Linked DNA regions of Homo sapiens: region 2 is linked to region 1. A link is a loop called in an ENCODE intact Hi-C map of the cell type or tissue named here. Cell type or tissue: breast epithelium. All regions are shown on one strand. Each heading gives the region's core, and the rest is flanking DNA. Links, peaks and the distances in the headings are about the cores only. Region 1 overlaps LOC107985807 (a long non-coding RNA gene). Region 2 overlaps SDC1 (syndecan 1).

Region 1 (12,369 bases), core at 4,370-12,369:
CATCCCCACCTCCAATTTATAATAGTATGGACAAGCTTGTACAAGGCAATGTAATCTGAACTATATATACTACATGATGGGGTGATTTGAGCAGGCTTCTTGGAAAAGGAGAATTTGAGCCATGTCTTTTTTTTTCTTGCTGTCACCCAGGCTGGAGGACAGTGGTACGATCATAGTTCACCGCAGCCTCAATCTTCTGGGCTCAAGCAATCCTCCCACCTCAGCCTCCAAGTACCTGGGACTACAGGCACACGCCACCATGTACAGCCAATTGTTTTTAATTTTAGTACAGAAAAGGTCTTGCTATGTTGCCCACTCCTGAACTCCAGTGATCCTCCCACCTCGATCTCCCAAAGTGCTGAGATTATAGGCATGAACCATTGCTGCACCCAGCCTAAGCTGAGTTTTGAAGAGTTGTAGAATAGTGAAAATGAAGAGAAAAGAGATTTTTTATTATTCTTATTTTATTTTATTTTTTAGAGATAGGGTCTCACTTTGTTACTCAGGCTGGAATGCAGTTGCACAATCATGGCTCACTGCAACCTCGAACTCCTGGCTCAAGGCTCAAGCAATTCTCCTACCTCAGCCTCCCGAGTAGCTGGGACTAAAGACATGCACCACCACACCTGGCTAACTTTTTAGGTTTTTGTGGAGATAGGGTCTCACTATGCTGTTCTTGAACTTCTGGGCTCAAGCGATCCTCCTGCCTGGGCCTTCCAAAGTGCTGGGATTACAGGCATGAGCCACCATGACTAGCCCAGATTTTTTAAGACAATTAGTTAGGCTCCTCAGGCTACAAAAAAGATAACACATTGGTTCATGGAACTGAAATGTCAGGGTTGGTCTGATTCAGGCAATGCTGGATCCAGAGGCTAGAATAATGTCAACAGGTTTCTACCTCTCATATATATATATATAAGAGCCTGCTCAAATCACCACATCATGTAGTATATATAGTTCAGGTACACACACACACACACATATTTCCCAAGTGGGTTCTTACTAGATGGGAGGCCAGATTGACCTTAGCAATTCAAGTGACAGAAAGTGTGTTTCCTGAGAGCTCCAGCAGAAAAGTCTTGAGGACTCTGATTGGCCTAGTCTGAGGTCACATGCCCACTTCTGAACCAATCCATATAGTCGGAGATATGGAGTCTTTGACTGGTTAGGCCTAAGGCCGTGTACCAACTTCTCAGTAGGCTAGCCCCATCCAAACCACATGGAATGGGTTTCTTAAGGGAAAGGGCTCTGTTGTCAGAAGTGGGTAATGAGTACTAATCAACGGAGGTCAAATGTCCCTGCTTTAAATAATAGTCCTTCCCCTGGTTATAGCACTCCACACTTTTTCATGCTTCCACATAATTTATCCAGTTTACTTATCAAGAAATAATATTGAGTCAGGCATGGTTACTGCCTGCATTTCACTCTAGGGAAAGGGCACTTCCAGATATTAAACTTGATTTTTCTGCTCTACTATAACAGGGGCTGTCTTTGAGCCATCTATTCAGGAAGGACAAATGGCCTTGGAGCTCCTGGATGAAGTCTCCTCTGGAGAGTGTCAGGGCGGGAGGTGGGGGATTAGCTCTGGATGTACTGATGTTGAGGTGCTTTAGGGAGGAGCAAGTGGAACAGCCCAGGAGGCAATTCTGTATAGTAGACTGGAGTTTCCCTTGCAACAGCCAGGCCACCACTGCCACGCTGAGGGCTTCTTTAACTCTGTGTGCTAAAGTGGCCAGTCAAGGGGCATCCATTCAGAGAACAGTGGGGCCAAAGCCCTGAGCACAGGCACGGTGTACAGAGAGGTGGGGGTGAAAAAGTGTGATATATAAGCAGATCCGCCTGGGCTTGACTCCTGCTGTGCTAGGAAGACCTGAGCCAAGACCAGCCCCAGGACCTCCTTAGCCGAGTGGAGAGGACCATGAGACCTGGATCTATCACTGACCAATCACTTCTCTCCTTGCTGCCTCAGCTGCGCCTCTAACACTCTGCCATGCTTGACAGCTGGCCTCCAGCGATGAGCCCCAGTGAAGCACACTCCTGGCATTCATGCCCTGATGTAGTCCCCTCCCACACTGAACCTAGGCTGGCCTCTGACACACACTATCCAACAGAATGCGGTGGAAGTGATACCATGCCAGCTTCAGGTTTAGCCTTTAAGAGGAATGGCAGGCTGGGTGTGGTGGCTCATGGCTGTAATCCCAGCACTTTGGGAGGCTGTGGTAGAAGGAGTGCTCGAGGCCAGGAATTTGAGATCAGCCTGGGCAACATAGTGCGACCCCCATCTCTACAAAAAATTTAAAAATTAGCCAGGTGTAGTGGTACATACCTGTGGTCCTAGCTACTCTGAAGGCTGAGGTGGGAGGATCACTTGAGCCCACGAGTTCAAGGTGGCAACGAGCCATAATCATGCCACTACACTCCAGCCTGGATGACAGAGTGAGACCCTGTCTCTAAAAACCAAAAACAAACAAAAAAGTGAAATGGGAGTTTCTATTAATACTTCTTCTTTCTTTCACTTGGAGAGCCCTGAGTCACCATGAAAGATTTCTGGCCACCCTGCTGAAGAGGCCACATGGGGAGGCCACATGGAGAGGAGGAGAGGTCCACTGATCCAGCATTTTAGTTGAGCTTCCAGCTGACTCCAGCCTCAAGCTTTATCTGAATGCACCTGCATGAGAGACTTCTAAGCAAGACCAGCAGAAGATCCACCCGCTGATCCCAGACAACCCATGGAACCATGAGAGAGCCAATAAAATTGTGGTGGTTTTAAAGCCACTGAGCTTTGGAGTGGTTTGTGATACAATGATAAATAACAAAAGCAATCTCACTGATGGTGAGTCTGGCTGGCATTCCTGAGCCTTGTGCCACCTTCCAGCCCCCAAGAATTGACACTGTTAGGTCAGGTCTTGGTTAATGACCAAGTTAATAATCAAGTTAATAACCATTCCAAGCAGTCAGGCCAGTTTTTAGGACAAATACAGGAAGGGTGTATACTTCCTGTCTGATCCTAGTCCTGAGATTCCAGAAGACACAAAAACCCAGTTCCCGCAGGGCTGGAGACGAAGGCAGAGGGGCTGACTGGCTACCCAGCTCCATCTCTGAGTGCTGACTCCAAGCAGCAGCTCGTTAGGCTCAGGTGTCTTTCAGGTGTCCTTGCATGGCCCTGAGATTGAAGCCTGTGTTATAATAGCGGGTCAACTGAGCATAGCTTTGCCTTGTGGTCAAGTTCAGGTTCCCCTGTGTTTCCCACCATACCAGGTGTGGTCCTGCTGCTGCCCTGACTCCCATCTGCTGGCAGGCTTCAACCCACCCTTCCAATTGTAATCACTTCTTCTCTGCTCTGGGGAGCGTTCCCTTCTGTTTCGCCCAGATCCCCAGGGTCACAGGGCCATTGTCATATGCAGCCTGTAGTCACTGAAATGTTTCCTGTGTGACTCTTGTCCCACTACTGGGCCATGAGCTTCTAGAGAGCAGAGGCTAAAGCCTCATTTTTCCCTCTAATACATTCATTAGTAAATGTATTCCGTCCTTCATTCACTCAACAACCTACTCCATGCCAGGGTCTATGTTAGGGGCAGAGGACATAAAGCTCAAAAATAATGCCCCTGAAGTACAGTCATATTTGGTCCAGTTGGACAGATGTGGAACTTGGCAGTGATGACACAGTGATATAATTGCTGGGATGGAGGTGTGTATGCAATGTGATGAGGGCACAGAGAGTGCCAAGGCAGCCCTGGGAGGGGGCGACAGGCAACATTCCTTAGTGATCATTCTAGGCCAGACTCTGGTCTAAGCACTTCATTTATTCATTATTCATTTATTCATGTTTTCATTATTTTGAGGTACTTTTTAAGAAAATTATTATTTTCTAATAGGTAAATATAGACAAATTATACAAAATTCTGATGGTGTTAATGGGCACCCTATGAGCATTCCCAGAGGAGCATGCCCTTTTCCAAAATTTCTGCCTTCCAGACATATGATATTTTACGCATAATACAAGTTTGCATAATACAAGTTTGTCTTATGCACACACACATACATGCACACACACATTTTACATAAATGGTTATATAATATTCTGTATTTTTTCATTTATTTATTTATTTAATTTTTTATTTTATTTTATTTTTTTGAGACGGAGTCTCGCTCTGTTGCCCAGGCTGGAGTGCAGTGGCATGATCTCAGCTCACTGCAAACTCCACCTCCCGGGTTCACGCCATTCTCCTGCCTCAGCCTCCCAAGTAGCTGGGACTACAGGCGCCCGCCACCACGCCCAGCTAATTTTTTGCATTTTTAGTAGAGACGGGGTTTCACCATGTTAGCCAGGATGGTCTCTATCTCCTGACCTCATGATCCACCCGCCTCAGCCTCCCAAAGTGCTTGGATTACAGGCGTGAGCCACCACACCTGGCCTATTTTTTCATTTAATATATCATGGAGCTCATTCCATGTCACTATAGAGATATTTCATTCTTAGGTCGGGCATGGTGGCTCATGCCTGCAATCCTAGCACTTTGGGAGGCCAAGGCGGGTGAATTGTCTGAGATTAGGGGTTTGAGGCCAGCATGGGTAACACCATGAAACCCTGTCTCTATTAAAATACAAAAAAAAAAAAAATTAGCCGAGCATGGTGGTGCATGCCTATAGTCCCAGCTACTCGGGAGGCTGAGGCACAAGAATTGCTTGAACCTGGGAGGCAGAGGTTGCAGTGAGCTAAGATGCTAAGATCATGCCACTGCACTGCAGCCTGTATGACAGAGAAAGACTCTGTTTCCAAAAAAAAAAAAAAAAACAGACAGAGATTTCATTCTTGGTTAATGATACTATGACTTTATAGTATCACAGTGTTCCATTATAGGAATGTCCTGTACTTTGTTTAACCAATTGCCTATTAATGAATATTTATGCTTTTTCTAACTATCCACTACTAATACAAATAATTCTACAATAAATAATCTTGTGCATAAATTATTTTGAACAAGTGACATATATTTATAGGATAAATGCATATAAGCAGAATTATTAGAATAGAAGTGGGTCTAGAAAAGGTGCATTTAATTTTTTTTATTTTTAAACATTTTTAATTATTTTTTATCTTTGAAGAGATGGGGTTTCACTATGTTGCCCAGGCTGGTTTCAAACTCCTGGCCTCAAATGATCCACACCCCCTCAGCTTCCCAAGGTGCTGCGATTATATGCATGAGCTACTGCGCCTGGCCAAAGGTATATTTTAATTTTTAACTGCCCTCCATCTAACATTTAGTTCTCAAAAACACATGTCTCAGCTTTAGAAAGCTTTCTCTCATCTACCAGCAGTGACCTCTGCCATGGTGTAAAGACCCAGGCCAGCAGAAAAGGAGGAAGACAATACTTCATTTTAAAATGCTTTTATTTTCCTCATCTTTTAAATATAAATATAAATTTAATAAATTAAAATATTTACTATTTATATAAATTTAAATTTATTTAATATGTATGTCATATTGTATATAAAATATATATTACAGATTTACATAGTTTATTCATATTTAAGTTTTAGATAAATTTAAATTTGAATATAAAATTGGACAGGGGAGCATGTGGCCTGGGGCTTTGGACAGAGTGTATCTGAGAATGGAGCTCGCACCAGGGAAATGGGGCTGAAAAATGGAGGGTAGGAAACCTGGCCCAGGTTTCTTCGTTTGAGTCCTGGATAAACCCTTGCCTGAAGTCCATCCTGGGGTTGTTCAGGTTCATAAGCCAATACATACTGTTTTTGCTTAAGCCAGTGTGGGTTGGGTTTTTTGTCTCTTGCCCAGGGAGGAGCCCTGACTGCCCCACACAGCTGGTGGGCAGCAGGGCTGCACTCATTGCAGGGCTGACTAGCTCCAGGGTCCATGCACTGAACCTCAGCCAGTCCCAGCCAGTCCCCGCGGAAAAGGAATTTATTGATGTGAGACCTGAACAATCAGGAGGAGATAACCAGGCAGACCAGAAGGGAGAGAAGATGCCCAGACAGAGAAAGAGACAGGTGAAACGGGTGGCATTCAGAGAGCTACAGGTGGTTCAGAGTGGCTGGAGATTGAGTGAAGGGTGCAGGGTGTGCACACACCAGGTGCTGTGGTTTGCAATCTTGATCTTTCTGATGAAGTGACCAGAGTTTCGCCTCTGCTGTGATCACAGGTGTGATTGAAGAGTCGGTTGGCAGTGTGCCCTGTGCCTCCCCACTCAGGGTTCAGTCCTCTGACTCCCGCCTCCTGTCTCCCTCACCTGTTGGCCCCAAAAGGGAGTCACTGTTGGAGGCCTGACATCAGACATGCCCCCTGGGCCGCACCTCGGGCTCCTGGGACTGCCAAGGGTGAGCAGCCTCTCCCTGGCCCCGCGAGGGAGAAGGCCAATGAGGAGAAAGGCCACGGGCATGCTAGAACCCCTCATGTGTGTGTGTGTGTGTGTGTGTGTGTGTGTGTCGTTGGTGTGAGTGTGCATGAATAGCTGTGCACACATAGGAAGTCAATTGTCCTTTCCCAGTTGAGCCGTTGGGAACATTCCCCAGAATTTACTCTTCCTCCAAAATCATTACCTTATCTCAGGTGGCCCTTTGGAGCCTTTGGCACCATAGCTGGGTGAGGCAGGAAGAAAAAAAACAAGGGCAGGGGAGAAGAGGAATTTGCCCTCTGCTGTGTTTCAGCTCTCAGGCAGGCTATGCCTTCCCGCATTGCCACTAGCTGGGTCCAGGCCATGTCACCTTCTGCTGCACCTACAGCAGCTCCCCAATGTCAGTGTGCCCCAGCCACTTCCCACCAGACCATCTTCCACAGCACGGATCCCCCCAAAATACTGCTCCCCTCTTCCTCCTGTCTCACTTGGACTGCCTTGGCTAGGGCAAATTCTTTGCTGTGACTTGGAAGGCCCTGTGTATCCCCTGCCTATCTGTCCAGCCTCATCTGTCCCCACTCCACCTCTCCCACCCCAGGCCCCAGGCACATTGGCCACAGCCCTTCCCTGAAAGCACCAGGGCCTGAGTATTAATTCCTGTTGTTGCTGCAGCAAACTACCACAGACTTACAGGTTCGAAACAACGCAGATGTATTATATTACAGTTCTGGAGGTCAGGAGTCCAGACATGGGTCTTAAAGGATGAAAGTCAAGGTGCCAGCAGGGCTGCATTCCTTCTGGAGGTTCCAAGAAAGAATCCATTGCCTTGCCTTTCCCAGCTTCAAAAAGCCTCCCGATTCCTTGGTTCATGCCCCCTCCCTGCATCTGCAAAGCCACTGAGTAGCATCTTCCAATCTCTTTCTGACCTCTTCTCCCATCGTCACATCTCTCTCTGACACTGACCTCTCTCTCCGCCTCCCTCTTAGAAGGGCCCTGGTGATTACCCAGGACCTGCGCAGATAATCCAGGATATGCGCTCCATCTCGAGGTCCTTCATCACATCCACAGGCCGATTCTCGGGGTCTAGAGATTAGGGCTTGTACTTCTTCGAGGGTCATTCTCCTGCCTGCCACAGAGCACACCAAGCTTTCGCACATGCAGGCCTCTCTGTCACTGTCTACATTTACCCAGAGGGGACACCTTTGTCTAATTTGCAGAGGTACCATACATAGGTCAGTGGACTGCCTGCCTGAAACACCCCTTTCCTCACTTTCTCCACCTGGCCAAGAGCTTCTCATTCTTCAAGGCCCAGTTTAGTCCAGGACACTTTACCTTTCCCTGCTCTCCCCGAAGTCTCCCAGCTGGGTGAGTCACACCTCCTCTGGGCTCCTGCTCTATCCCGTACTTTCTGTATCCTGGCATAAACCACAGGACATTGATATTGTCTGTGAGTCTGCCTGGGTCAGATCGGAGCCAGGGCCCAGAAGCCCTCACCTGGGGCCCAGCTCTTCCCCAGCTAGGCAGCAGCCCCAGGCCCTGTCGTCTCTCTTCCCAGCACAGACACCTCCTCTGGAGTCTCCCAGTTCATGTCTCTTTGTCTCTCCTGTGTGCAGGCCTCACACGGAGCTGCGGGGCCTCTGTGAGGAAGACAGAAATGAAGGCGATGAGGGTGTTGAGTTTGAGGCATCCAAGCCACACGGAGGGAAGCTGGCATTTGAGAAGAGAGGGCTGGCGTGAAATTCCTACTCTCAGGAAGTGGCTGGGGGACTTTCAGAAGAGGAATATTTGAGGTTTTCAAGTTAAAGTGGCAGCCTAAACACACATCTAATTGCATTTTTCCCCAAATCTCACTAGAACAATAATAGAGAACTTTAAAAGGAAGACATAAAACCACAAAAATGAGGGAAACAGAAGAGGAGAAAACAGGAGCAAAACATGGGAAGCTGGCAGATGAGCATTCTCCGACGCAGATGGAGAAAGCCAGTTCCTAGGCCAGCAGTGGGGAGAGTTTAGAATCAAAACCATTTACAAGCAGGATGCTTAGAAGTCTCAGGAACTGACTCTAGAGGGAACCTCTCTAAGCTGGGTAAAGAAGGAAGTTGAAATAAGGATGGGTTGAAAGTTGTTTAAGAAGCAGTCAGATGCCTGGAAACCCTCCTGTCCCCTCCCCTTCCCCACTGGAAAATTACTGTGAGTGGTTACTGCCCAGAAGGCAGGAAGATTCTGGGTCATATGCCTATGGAGACCCCACCCCGGACTCTGACTCTAAACACCCAAAACACAAGGCAGCCTTCCTCTCAAAGCAGGAGTTAGAACAATCTTCTCTAAATAGTCTGGGCAACTCAAAAGGAAGACTAAATCCTGATATGGGGGGATCTCTGACAAACGACACATCCAGACCACTCCCCCATGAAGTCAAAGGTTGGCAAGCCCCACCCTAGAAGACAGGAAAAGTGAATATGCTGAGAATAAAAGTAAAACACTCTTGGAAATGAAAAACATGGCAGCCACAGTAGAAGGTGTATTATGTCATCCTCACATTGCTATAAAGAAATACCTGAGACTGGGGAATTTATAAGAAAAGAGGTTTAATTGGCTCATGGTTCTGCAGGCTGTACAGGAAGCAGAGCTCCAGGATCTGCTTCCGGGGAGGCCTCAGGAAGCTTCCAATCATGGAGAAAGGTGAAGTGGGAGCAGCCATGTCATATGGCCAGAGCAGGAGCAAGAGCGAGAAGGGGGAGGTGCCACACACTTTTAAACAACAAGGTCTCAGGAGAACTCACTCACTGTCATGAGGACAGCACCAAGAGGATGGTGCTAAACCATTCAGGAGAAATCCACCCCCATAATCTAGTCACCTCCCACCAGGCCCCACCTCCAACATTGGAGATTACAATTCAACATGAGATTTGGGCAGAGACACAGACCCAAACCACATCAGAGGGTATGCAAGATAAAGTTGAAGAAATCTCCTAGAAATCAGGAAGAAAAAAAAAAAAAACAAGAGATGGAAAGTAGGAGAGAAGATTTAAAATATTGGAGGCTTAGCCCAGGAGATCTAATATGGAAATAACAGAAATTACAGAGAAAAAAGAGCCAGGCAAGGGATGAAAACAGGCCCATGCCAAGCATATCTTTGTGAAATTTCAGGCAGCTGGGGACAATGGAATTCCACAAGCTTTCAGATGGGGCAGAAAACAGGTGACATGCAAAAGATGAGGACTCGGAATGATTCTGATAACTCATCAGCAGCGCTGGGACACAAGAAGACAGCAAAGGCAAACCCAAAATGCTGGAGGGACACGCTCTCCAAGCCGACTCCTCTATCCAGCCAAATACTAATTATGTATGAGGCTAAAGACACTTTTAGTCGTGCGATATTGCAAGAAAATTTCCTCCCATGCAACATTTCTCAAGAAGCTACTGGAGAATGTGCTCCTCCAAACTGAGAGTTAACAGAAGGGAAGACACAGGACATAGGAAACGGCACAGCCAGCATGGAGAGGAGGCAAGGAGCAGTCCGTAGGAGGGTAGTGCAGGAGGACAGCACTGCACAAGACAGGGAGGGCAGCTGGTCCCCGAGGGGGTGGCACAATGCCAGCAAGAGGTACATCGAGGGCTGTCGCAGCGTCACTGCCACCGGACAGTCTTTCCAACCTGAGGACAGGAGGCTCCGGTGAGCCTGGCCCCAGTTTTGATTTGCCCTTGCCTTGTCTTGACCATGTGCTGTGCAGTCTGTGCCCACCCCTCCTTGCCTGCTGCCACCCCCACCTCAGTGTGATCTGCCCTGCTCCTGAGAACTGGATGTGGGCCATAGTGAGCTTAGAAGGAAAAAACACCAAACAGCTCCCTCCTCTTGCCAGGTGTCCGGTATCTGGCTCACATCACAGCCCTGCCCGATGCCTTAGTTATAGGGAGCCTGTGTTTCCCTAGGCTCACTCATGGTCTTGTCCAGTGATGTCCCCAGAAAGGACTTTTGTAAACTGTTAGAAAAAAAATTAGCCAGACGTGGTGGCACACACCTATAATCCTAGCTACTCAGGAGGCTAAGGTGTGAGGATCGCTTGAACCCGGGAGGTAGAGGGTGCAGTGAGCCAAGATCGCAACACTGCACTCCAGCCTGGGTGACAGAGTGACACTCCATTGAAAAAAAAAAAAAAGACTTCTTAGATATTAGTAATACCATATTTAATGGGCACACGGTGTTCCTTTTTGGAAGATTCATTCAGTTGTATCTGTTTTATACACTCTTCTGAATGTATGAAACATGTCACTGTAAAGACTGTTTACAGTGGGGCACATGGGAGGGTCCTGGAGCGCTGGCAATAGCCTATTTCTTCAGTTGGGTGACTGTTATATAGGTCTTTACTTTATAACGATTTGCTAAAGTGTACATTTATGTTTCATGCACTTTTCTGTGTGTGATATATCCTACAATAAAATCTTAAAAGAAAAAAGAGATGGTCTGCTGTGCTGTTTTGTGGTATCACTCACCCCACTTTCTGGCTCCCAGATTTCAACACTCAGCCTTTCATTGGTGTCCTTTAGGGAATAAAGGACCTCGGGTGTGTCTGGTGGAGGGCGACACTGTACAGAGAGCAAGAAGAGAACAAGCAGAAGCACAGCAAAGAAGAGAGAAGAGACCTGAATAAAACTCACTGTCCCCTAGACCCCCTGAAGACATGGGAAGGGAAAACATCTTGGGATCTTCACCTCATGTGTGATAGGGACCCAAGCCAATTCATGCAAATATTACAGAAAAGTGTAATCCCATAACATTGCAGAATTTAAAGCCACCCTAACGACTCAGATGTGGGTTATGCCCAAAGCAAGCAGGATGCTGGGTGTGGGCACGTTTATAAGTGCCCAGCTGGCTTAAAGGGTTAAGAACTGCCACTCTTTGCTAGGATTGCTTTTCCCATCCTTTCTGCCTGGTGAGTTTTTCTAAGAGTGGTAGGGCTTCACTCCAGCTAGTTTTCACAGAAAAGCAAGTTATTGAAAGGCATTTTGAAGCTCATGGGATCTCCAGGAGACCAAAGAGTCAGACTTGGATGCCACGGAGCTAAGAATAATACCTAAGACTCACAGCAGAGGCTGCCCCCCGACCCCAGAAAGCTCTGCTCCAGTGTGACCCCAGAACTCTGCCACCGTTGCCCTGAAGGGCCAGAGACCTCCGCCACCCCATTCTCTATAGAGGACCCCCTACGAGTCTCACGTAGGGACATTGGTCATAATGACTGCCCCCTGAGGAGGGTGGGGAGTGAGTTCTGGCTTCTACCTTGATTGGGACAGACTCAAAATATGGAAAATTCTCCAGTTTGGGAATTGCGTGCAAAAGATGCAGGGGGGGCCAGATATTTGCTGTGGGGAGGATCGAGTGGAAGCAACTGGGTGGAGTTTATTCTCAAGCCTGAGGCAGCTGCCAGAAAAACAGGACTGAAGGGCACCAGGCTGCGTGAGGACCCCGGTGCCAGGCTGGGTTTAGGGTGCAGTGGATGGGGCTGAGCCCCTCTCCCATCCATAAGTCCTGCCTGGATGCCAGCTCCCACCCTGGGGCCATGGCTCCAAGACCACCTTGAATAATCCATGTGCCTGCAGCCCTACCTACCCTGCATTAAATCATCCACTCCTCATCACCAGGAACCAGGACCAGGTGAGCCTCGGATCTTCATAGCCCGTCTCACCTGCTGCACTTCTCTTCACTACCTGAGTCCTTAGGGCCTAGAAAGCCTCACGCAAATCCTAACCAAGCGACCACAGGTGGAGGACAGTGACATCTGGAGCATCTGATGGAGGCTCTGGGGCAGTTCAGAAGAAAGGCCTTTTTTTTTTTTTTTTTTTTTTTTGAGACAGGGTCACTCGATCTCGGCTCACTGCAACCTCTGCCTCCGAGGTTCAAGTGATTCTCATGCTTCAGCTCCCCCAAGTAGGTGGGATTACAGGTGCGTGCCACCATGACTGGCTAATTTTTGTATTTTTTGGTAGAGACAGGGTTTCACCATGTTGGCCAGG
Region 2 (8,000 bases), core at 1-8,000, 86 kb after region 1:
AGTTCTGCTCCGAGAGCCAAACAAGGGATCTGTCTCCCAAGACTCGCCAAACACCCCCCACTTAGGGACCCACAAGGACACTCGATCACACTGACTTGGTATCATCACCCTCAGCTTCCCAAGGGGAGTCATGGCTTAGGCAGGATGCCAGAGATATCCTAAATCAAGGTGACCGTGGGGCAACTGGCACCCTATGGGGACAGAGGGGGCAGCCAAGCCTCCAAAGCACTGTCCCTCCCCCAGCCCTGTCTGCCCTAAAGAGCCCACCAAGGTCAGAATCTCAGCCAAGATTTCCCCAGTCGGCCCTTACTGAGAAGCCCAGCCCTGTCAGTCCCCACCAGGTCCCCTGGAATGGGTAGCCACCGGACCTGGGGACCGGGGCACCTCTGCCAGATGGACTTCTAGGGACATCCTCCCCCTTGTACTTGCTAAATAAAGTGTCCTCAAGTTTCACAGAGGCAGAAACTGCACTTTTGACACACCTGCAGCCGGCCAGGGCTCCAGCTGTGTGTGAAGGTGGGGGAGGGGAACAAGCTCCAACTTTATTACCAAAATCTCTCCTATCAGTGTCCCTGTCATTGCACAATATCCCTTTGAAAACAAGTCCTCTGGGAAGGCTAAAGGGTACCAGCACTCACACTACAGCATAAATCACTTCCAGGTGGGGAGGGGCTAACTCTGGAACTAGGCCACTGCGGGTAGGTGGGAGCTCTGGGAGAGGGAACAGGATTACAACAGAGAGGCTGGAAGATGTCAAGGGCAAAGTTTTTAACCTTTGTCAAAATGTGGATGCCAACAATGCCATACCCAGGAAAGGAGGAAGAAATTCTCTTTGCTCTTCCTGGAGTCACAGATGTACACGGTTTCTCCTCCCACGTACAGAACAATGGGCTAGCCTGGGAACCTGCCTCTCAGATAAAGAACAATTCAGATTGAGTAAGCACTGAGGCTGCTGAGAAGCCCAGAGACACGGGAAGGCAGAGTGTCCCTGAAGGAGTCCCAGGGGAGGGTGGGGCTGGTCCCTTCTGGTTTGGGGGATGGGAGACAGAATTTTCTGTGACGGCTCTCTCTGAAGAGGGAGAAGCCACCTGGGAAGCCAGGTGGATCCTCCAGATTACTGGCAGGGCCCCAGGTCAAGTGGCTTGCCCTCCCTCTGATGGGCTGGCAGATCTGCACAGCCTCCAACCCCCAGCACAGAGCTCCTAGCCCTCTCAGCCTCTGCACACGGTGGGTGTTGAGATGGCTGAAAGGGAGACTGTGGACACAGCTCCAGTCTGAAAAGCTCAGCATGACCCTAGGAAAGGGAAGTAGCCACATGCCTTGCCCAGAGCTCAGGGACTACCAGGGGAGTTGGTGGGCAGGGGGTGTGGTGGAAGAAGAGTCTAAGCCTCTGATCTGGACTGGAGATTACTTGAAGAATAGAAACAACTGAATTAGGCTCTAGGGAGAAAAAGTGATCATAGCTAATGTTTATTGAGTCCTCTGGGCCAGAGGAGCTGGCAATCAGTTTTTTCCAAGCACTTTCTCTGAATTAATTAGTTTGATCTTCACAGTCACCTTAGGTTCTAGTACCATGCACATTTTACAGATGAGAAAATTGAGGCAAAGGAGCTATGTCATCTGTCCCAAGGCACACAGCCACTGAAGCCAGCAGTCTTGCTCTGGCAGTCATGCCATGAACCACCCATCACAGTGAAGCCCACAGGGCTCTCTCACTCTCAGGAAGACAACAGCCATCATTTCCACTGGTGGCACCCTGCAGTCTGGCCCAGCTTTGTCGGCATCCATAGAAAACCCAGCTCCTTCTCCAGGACAGCCATCAGTCTGAAGTTCTGGGGACAGGCCACCGTGCCCCATTGCTAGGGGTCCTGCCCAGCAGGCCTGAGCCCCTGCCAGGGTGCCCCAATGTCTGGCTTTGCCTGGCCTCCTCTCCCATCTGCCAGCCCAGCCCATACCTTCTCAGGTCAGGAGGCAACCCAGCCCGTACCTTCTCAGGTCAGGAGGCAGCCCCTGGCAGAGGCTCGGGTGGAAGAGAGCAAAGTCTAGCCTGCTAGTGAAGGCTCATGTTTCTGAGAAGGGCAAAAGCCATGTTTGCAGGCCCTGTTAACGTCAGCAGCACTGGGGTCAGACCAGCAGGCCATTCACACAGAGTGACTCCACGCTCAGGCTGGGTCAGACTGCACCCCTTCCCACAGGTCAGCCTCAGTGCTCCCCTAGACTTGCTTCTCTGTGCTCTAGGCAAGGAAGGGGCCCCAATCATATCACATATGGTATTTCATGGAACCTCTGCAAAAGCCCTCTGGGGCAGGATATGAGAAACTCCATTTTACAGATGAGGAAACTGAGGCTGGGGTAGGTGAAGAATCGTGCTCACGATGACACAGGGAGGAAGCAATGAAGTCCGGATGTGATCCAGGTGGGCTAGACTCCGTGTCCTGTGCTCCTCCTGGCCTCCACAACACCTCTCCACTCCAGCCCGAGCCGGGACTAACCACGCCAGCTAGTTCTCGGTCCCACCTCAGCTGTGAAGCCCCAAGGTCTCAGGACTCAATAAAGGCAGGAAGGCCCAGGCCTTCAGGCTCAGGTGACTGCCTTACACAGGGAAGACAGGTGGGCCAGAGTGCCCACTGCATGCCCAGCCTCCAGACAAGATCTCTAAGAATGAACCTCATTCACGGGAGGTGGGGAGGGAGGCAGGGGGCTCTATGCCCTTTCTACAATTCCCTGAGCCCAAGACAACCAGTCACTGCTGCAGATTCACCCGAGGAGACTCAGGGGTGAGCTTCCTGGACTTTCCAGGCCTGACCCCAGGGAAACTCCTCCTGTGCTCTTCCCCCAGGCCCCAAGTCCCTTTCAGGGAGGAAGGTGGGGGGCAGGGCCTGAAGATCTCATGCAGCCCAAGCACGGCCCACAATCCCAGCCTGGCCCTCAGCCCCGCAGGCCCTGGCCAGCCTTGAGGTCTTGCCGCCCGGACCCTCCCCGATACCCCATCCTGGAAGAGATATGGTCACCATCACAGCAGCACTGCACCCTGCGGTTTTCTCTGGGAGAAGCTGGAATGACACCAGCCTCTAGGAAGGTCTCAGAGGCTCCTGAAACGCCCCACAACCTCGGGCCCTGCAAGCCCAAACCTGACCATCATATTCGCCTGGAACACTACAGATAAGATGGGCCTTCCAAGGCCTCGGACAGTTTCCTGGGCAGCAGGGATGACAGGAAGCTACTGGAGGTAGAGTCAATGCCACTCTGACACAATCAAGTCCCCAACCAGGTAAGGTCCCTGGAGCATCAGCGGCCACCACTGGTATTGGTAGCATGGGAACAGCAGGGCCAGGGCCCAAGTTCTAAAGGGCTTTCTGGGACCCAGTTCATGACAAATGCCATAGTTGGCCACGAGCTCCTCGGCCCTCCAGAAGTTCCTCCAACCTCCCCACATCCCACCCTGGCAGACGTGCAATCCTCACCGTACGCATCCCAGGCCAGGCGCCAGAGTTCTGTCTCTCAGCCTGCTGAGTAGCACAGAAGATCCACAGAGAGAGCCAGGCAGCCCCACGTGGAAATGACTATGAACTCAAGCTCACGCCACCGTGGGGAAGAGTTCCCTGAACACCTTTGGAGATCCATGGTGCACACGAGTGGTCCTAGAGCAGGACTGGCAGCCTTTGCAGCTCCCTCAGGGAGACCCCCTGCCCTGACACTTCCCATGGCCAGAAGGCAGCCCCACAGGTTTGGAGCTCCATAAAATGTCCTGCCTTACAGCCCAGGCTCCTAGTTCGATACTGCTGTATCGTGGGACTCTGGGACAAAACCCTTCCTGTGGGGAGACGTGACAGGTGCTGAATCGCGAATCCCGTTCATTGTCACTGCAGAGACCACCTCTCTCGTCTGGTTCCAGTAACAGCCACCCTCTCTTACAGGAATCCCCTGGACCAGATATGGAACTCTCACCACTGCACAGGGCTACGCACACAGCAGGTACCCAGGATCTGGGCTTTAGATCTGGTCAAGCCAGATAGGTCTCATGAAGCCCTCAGAACTTGAGGCAGCAGAGCACAGGCAGGCCCCCAGATACCCACCAGTCACACGACACAGCCACAAGAGGCCATGCACACCCAAAAGCATTGCCTCACCTCTGCCTCTCAGCCCCTTCCCCCTATGTCACAGATGGGTTCACTGAGACCAAGAGAGGCCTCTGTACACAGTCACTCGAGAGAGAGGAGGCAGGGCCAAGACAGAAAGCCAGGCCCCTGAGCCCCGGCTGTGTCTTGCTGCACTCTCTGCCTCGTGCCGGCCCCCAGAGGGCTTGCAGTGGATCAAGGTTGGTTGGGTGAGTCTCAGGGGAGGACCCGTGGCCCTGGCACCATGACTCAGCTGATGAGTGGACTGATCAACATGCCCGCCTTCCCCACTGCCCCAACCTGCCCGCCACAGCCTTCATTCCTGCTGCTGAGCGGACCTCGGGCAGGTGCCAGGACTCTTGGGTGTGTGTGCGGAGAACATCATACAGCCCCAGCCCTGGCCCAACGTCACCCAGGCACCTCTGTCCACTCCAGCTCCCACAAGGAGCTCGAATCCACCCCTCAAGCAGCCTGCCCTGCCCTCCACTGGCCTTGCCCATCCCACCGATGACCCCTTGGGCAACCAACTCTCCTTCGAGTCCCAAGAAAGAATACTGGCAGAGAAATGTGAGCCCCCAACAAGTCCTTCAGTGCCACCTCTGCCCTTCCCAGGATAAGGTCTCTCTGTAACCATGTGGCTCTCAGAACTGAGGACAGGAAGAACGACCCTTTGGCAGAGGAGGAAACTGAGGCCCAGAGAGGCAATGGCCTGCCACAGCCAAACAGTCGGGGCTCAGCTGAACCAGGAAGGCCAGGTGACCTGACTGCCCGTCTCTGTAGGAATAACTCCCACAGATTTCCAAGGCCAAGGCCATGATGGATGTCAGAGCCACAGTGAAAAAGAGAAAAGGCCACCAGCAGAGGTGGGAGGCAGAAAGGAAGCTGGTGTCTGAAAAGGAAGCTGCAGCCAGGTAGTGACCAGGCCCCCCAAAACTGAGACTGCAGCCTGACAGGGGAAGGCAAGTCAGGAGTGCCCAGGCAAGGCCCAAATGCAGTGGCAACCTGTGCAGTAAGCACCCCCCCACCACACACACAGACACACACACACACAGACACACACACACAGAGACACACATATACACGGACACAGACACACACAGATACAAATATACACGGACGCAGACACACACAGACACATAAACACACAGACACACACACACACAGAGACACACGTACACACGGACACACACACGGACGCACACAAACACAAAGAGACAGACACATAGAGGGACACACACACGTACATGGACAAAGACACACAGATGCATGGACACACACACAGACACATGGAGACACACAGATATACACACAGACATACACACGCAGACACACACACACACAGACACACACACACACAGCATCTCATGGTGCTGCAACCCTCAGGTGAATCACTAGGCAGAGAGTTTTTCCCAGGGCTGACGGCCAGAGGAGGCCCATCCTCTACACAAAATTAGGCAGCCACGAAGCCATAAAAGCCAGGAGGTCAGAGACCCTTGAGGGGCTCCCAGTGGGGAGAGGAACCAGTGGCAGCCTCGGGAAGCCCCGAGCGCAGCAGGAGAGGTCGCTGGGCAAGTGACTGAGTGCAGGAGCAGGTCCAGCCGCCGCCTGTTCTGCTCTCCTGACTCAATGGCCCCAAGACCCAAGATTTCCCACGGCACACCCCCCTTGCCCCATAAGCTTGCCCCCACCCTTACAGGCCCTGCCAAAAAGCAGGACACTTGCCAGGGGAGGCTCAGGCCACCCCTCCCCGAGATCCCCACAGTACTGACCACAGGCAAGCTGACCCGGTGCACCTGTCTCAGGAATGCCAGGGACCTTCTCACACTGTCTCTCCACCTAAATGAAAGCTTCCTGAGGGCGGGCAAAAGCAGTAACATCACAGGTAAAGCTCACTCTTCCAGGGGAAGCGATGGCGTGGGCCCCATGACCACCTGCAGCTGGATAAGACAGTTGCTGAAGTAGCCCCAAGCCCAGGGTCTTGCCTCTGCGGCCTCACCTCTACAACCTGCACCCCAAACATACCTCCTTGTGGTGAGGGGCATACACACATCAGCCTTCCCCTGGAGCCTGTCAGGGCACGCATGTCCCATTCAGTGGAAGGTTCCAGAATACATGCTCCCATCCAAAACCCAACCTCTGCTGGAACAGCTGAGAGAGAAGTGACAGGGTACAGGATCCCAGCACCAAAGCCCTCTTTCCACAAACTCCCTGAATCTCTCAGGGCCTCAGGGGCCCTTTCAACCCAAGATTCCAAAACTGGTTGGTGAAAAGAAGGCAATCGGGCAACAGTTGAAGCCCGGCAATCGCCTAATGACCAGTTCCTCATGGGCTGTCCCCACCCCCAGCAGGACCTGGTGTTGGAGGGGACCAGGAGGTGACTGTGGCACCAGAGCCAGGAGTCCTGGGTTCTGGCCACCACCCGCGCCATGCTGCCCGCCTCCCAGGCTTACAAAAGAATCTGCTAATTCCAAGAATGTTTCCCCAGCGCCCAAGGTAAAAGATGGTGCAAGCTGGGCACCACCTGGGGTCTGGCCTGAGGGCGCCATCCAAACAGGCCCCTCCACACCCAGTCCACATGGTTCCCACCCTGCTCTCTCAGGTCCCAATTTACTTCCTGTGAGGAGCTCTCGCCTGTCCCTGAGGGGCCATCAGTTGAACCCAACCCAGTGTTGTTTGCCTGATGGCACTGTTCAGGCCAGCTCAGCCTGGCCCAGCCCCCTCAGCCCAAAACGCTCATATCCATGGTCTTCAGGACGGACCAGCAAATGCCCAGTAGAGCCTTGCAGGGTTCAGCCAGCCCCCAAATGCCAGGCTTCTCAGGGGAGACTTGACAGTCTTGCGATGTATTCACACCATACCCATACACATGCGCACACACACACACACTGCACACACACACACAAATCCTGTCTCAGCCAATGGAGGGGCCCGCCACCCTAGGCCTCAGCTTCCTCATCCACAAAGTGGGGCAATGATATATATTGTAAAGGTTTTGGGTAAAGTTCAAATAAGAATGAAAGAAAAGTACTGAGCACTCAACAGTAGGCACTCAAAAAAAGGTAACCTTAATTATATCGACAGCTAACTTTCCTCAGGCGGTTTCATCACAAAGTACTTTCACATATCCATTATGAAATGAATACGCAAATGACAGAATGAGGACAGGGAGAACAGGTATCATGATGTCCGCTTTACAGATGAGGACAACAAGACTTGGAAGGAAAGTGACTCACCCCAGATTATGGAGTAAATTAGTGGCAGAGTTGAGACTCAGTCCTGGGGCTCTACTTAATCCAAAGCCATTTCTGGCCTGTCACACAGTATGGATGCACATTATATAGAAACAGGAACTAAAATCCAAATCAAACATGTGGTGAAGAGTTGGGGGCATGACCGAAGCTGAGAGTAACAGTCAAGGCTAAAGAATAATGGCCCTCAGCTGGTCAGTCCAGCTACCTGTGACCAGCAAGTCACTTACAAGTCAAACCAGGTCGAGGAACTTGGAACATGGGGGTCAGCAAGCACTTCCCCCAAGAGATGACTCATTTTTCTCCACTGAGAGAGGCCCCTAAAGGCCTCACCTTGGCAGCACCTCTTTGTTACTCTAGGTGGGGTGCAGGGAGGTAGAGGGGAGACTGCAACAGGTCCCAGCTGAAGTTCATGAAGGGTACAAAATCCACATATCACAGATCATCAGTCTCACTCACAGGCAAGGCCCTTACCCAGAGCCTAAAACTCTCAGCTTGGAAATAAGCCTAACTCATCTGATTAGTTTCTTAGTGCCACTGGAGAAAAGTAACAAATTAGAACTGATCAGAAAAGCTGCTGGCTACACTCAGGCACATAAATGTCACTTCTGGCTGCTCTCTGGAAAAAGGAGAA

The links. Peaks named below come from ENCODE experiments on the same cell type or tissue, not always from the same donor. Only the 100,000 strongest peaks of a DNase experiment are listed, where the experiment ranks them.
Region 2: it touches region 1 in a loop (10-fold over the local background); 47 of 110 quality-filtered maps call a loop at or near these places.

What each region holds. Positions count from the first base shown.
Region 1 is chr2:20,123,276-20,135,644 of GRCh38, forward strand. LOC107985807 (a long non-coding RNA gene) reads left to right here. Exons shown (of 3, transcript XR_001739185.2): 3 at 2,523-2,775. Among named protein-coding and RNA genes, the nearest start is that of LAPTM4A-DT, 77 kb to the left of the region's middle. In breast epithelium, for the core only: no CTCF peak of the experiment used is centred there; no DNase peak of the experiment used is centred there; H3K27ac peaks cover 804 bases.
Region 2 is chr2:20,213,375-20,221,374 of GRCh38, forward strand. All of the region lies in intron 1 of SDC1 (syndecan 1), which reads right to left. LOC124905978 (a long non-coding RNA gene) reads left to right here. Exons shown (of 2, transcript XR_007086241.1): 2 at 1-453. Among named protein-coding and RNA genes, the nearest start is that of SDC1, 7.8 kb to the right of the region's middle. RefSeq lists enhancers at 213-302, 1,368-1,991, 1,992-2,616 and a silencer at 774-1,068. In breast epithelium, for the core only: no CTCF peak of the experiment used is centred there; a DNase peak (open chromatin) is centred at 4,417; H3K4me3 peaks cover 304 bases; H3K27ac peaks cover 7,177 bases.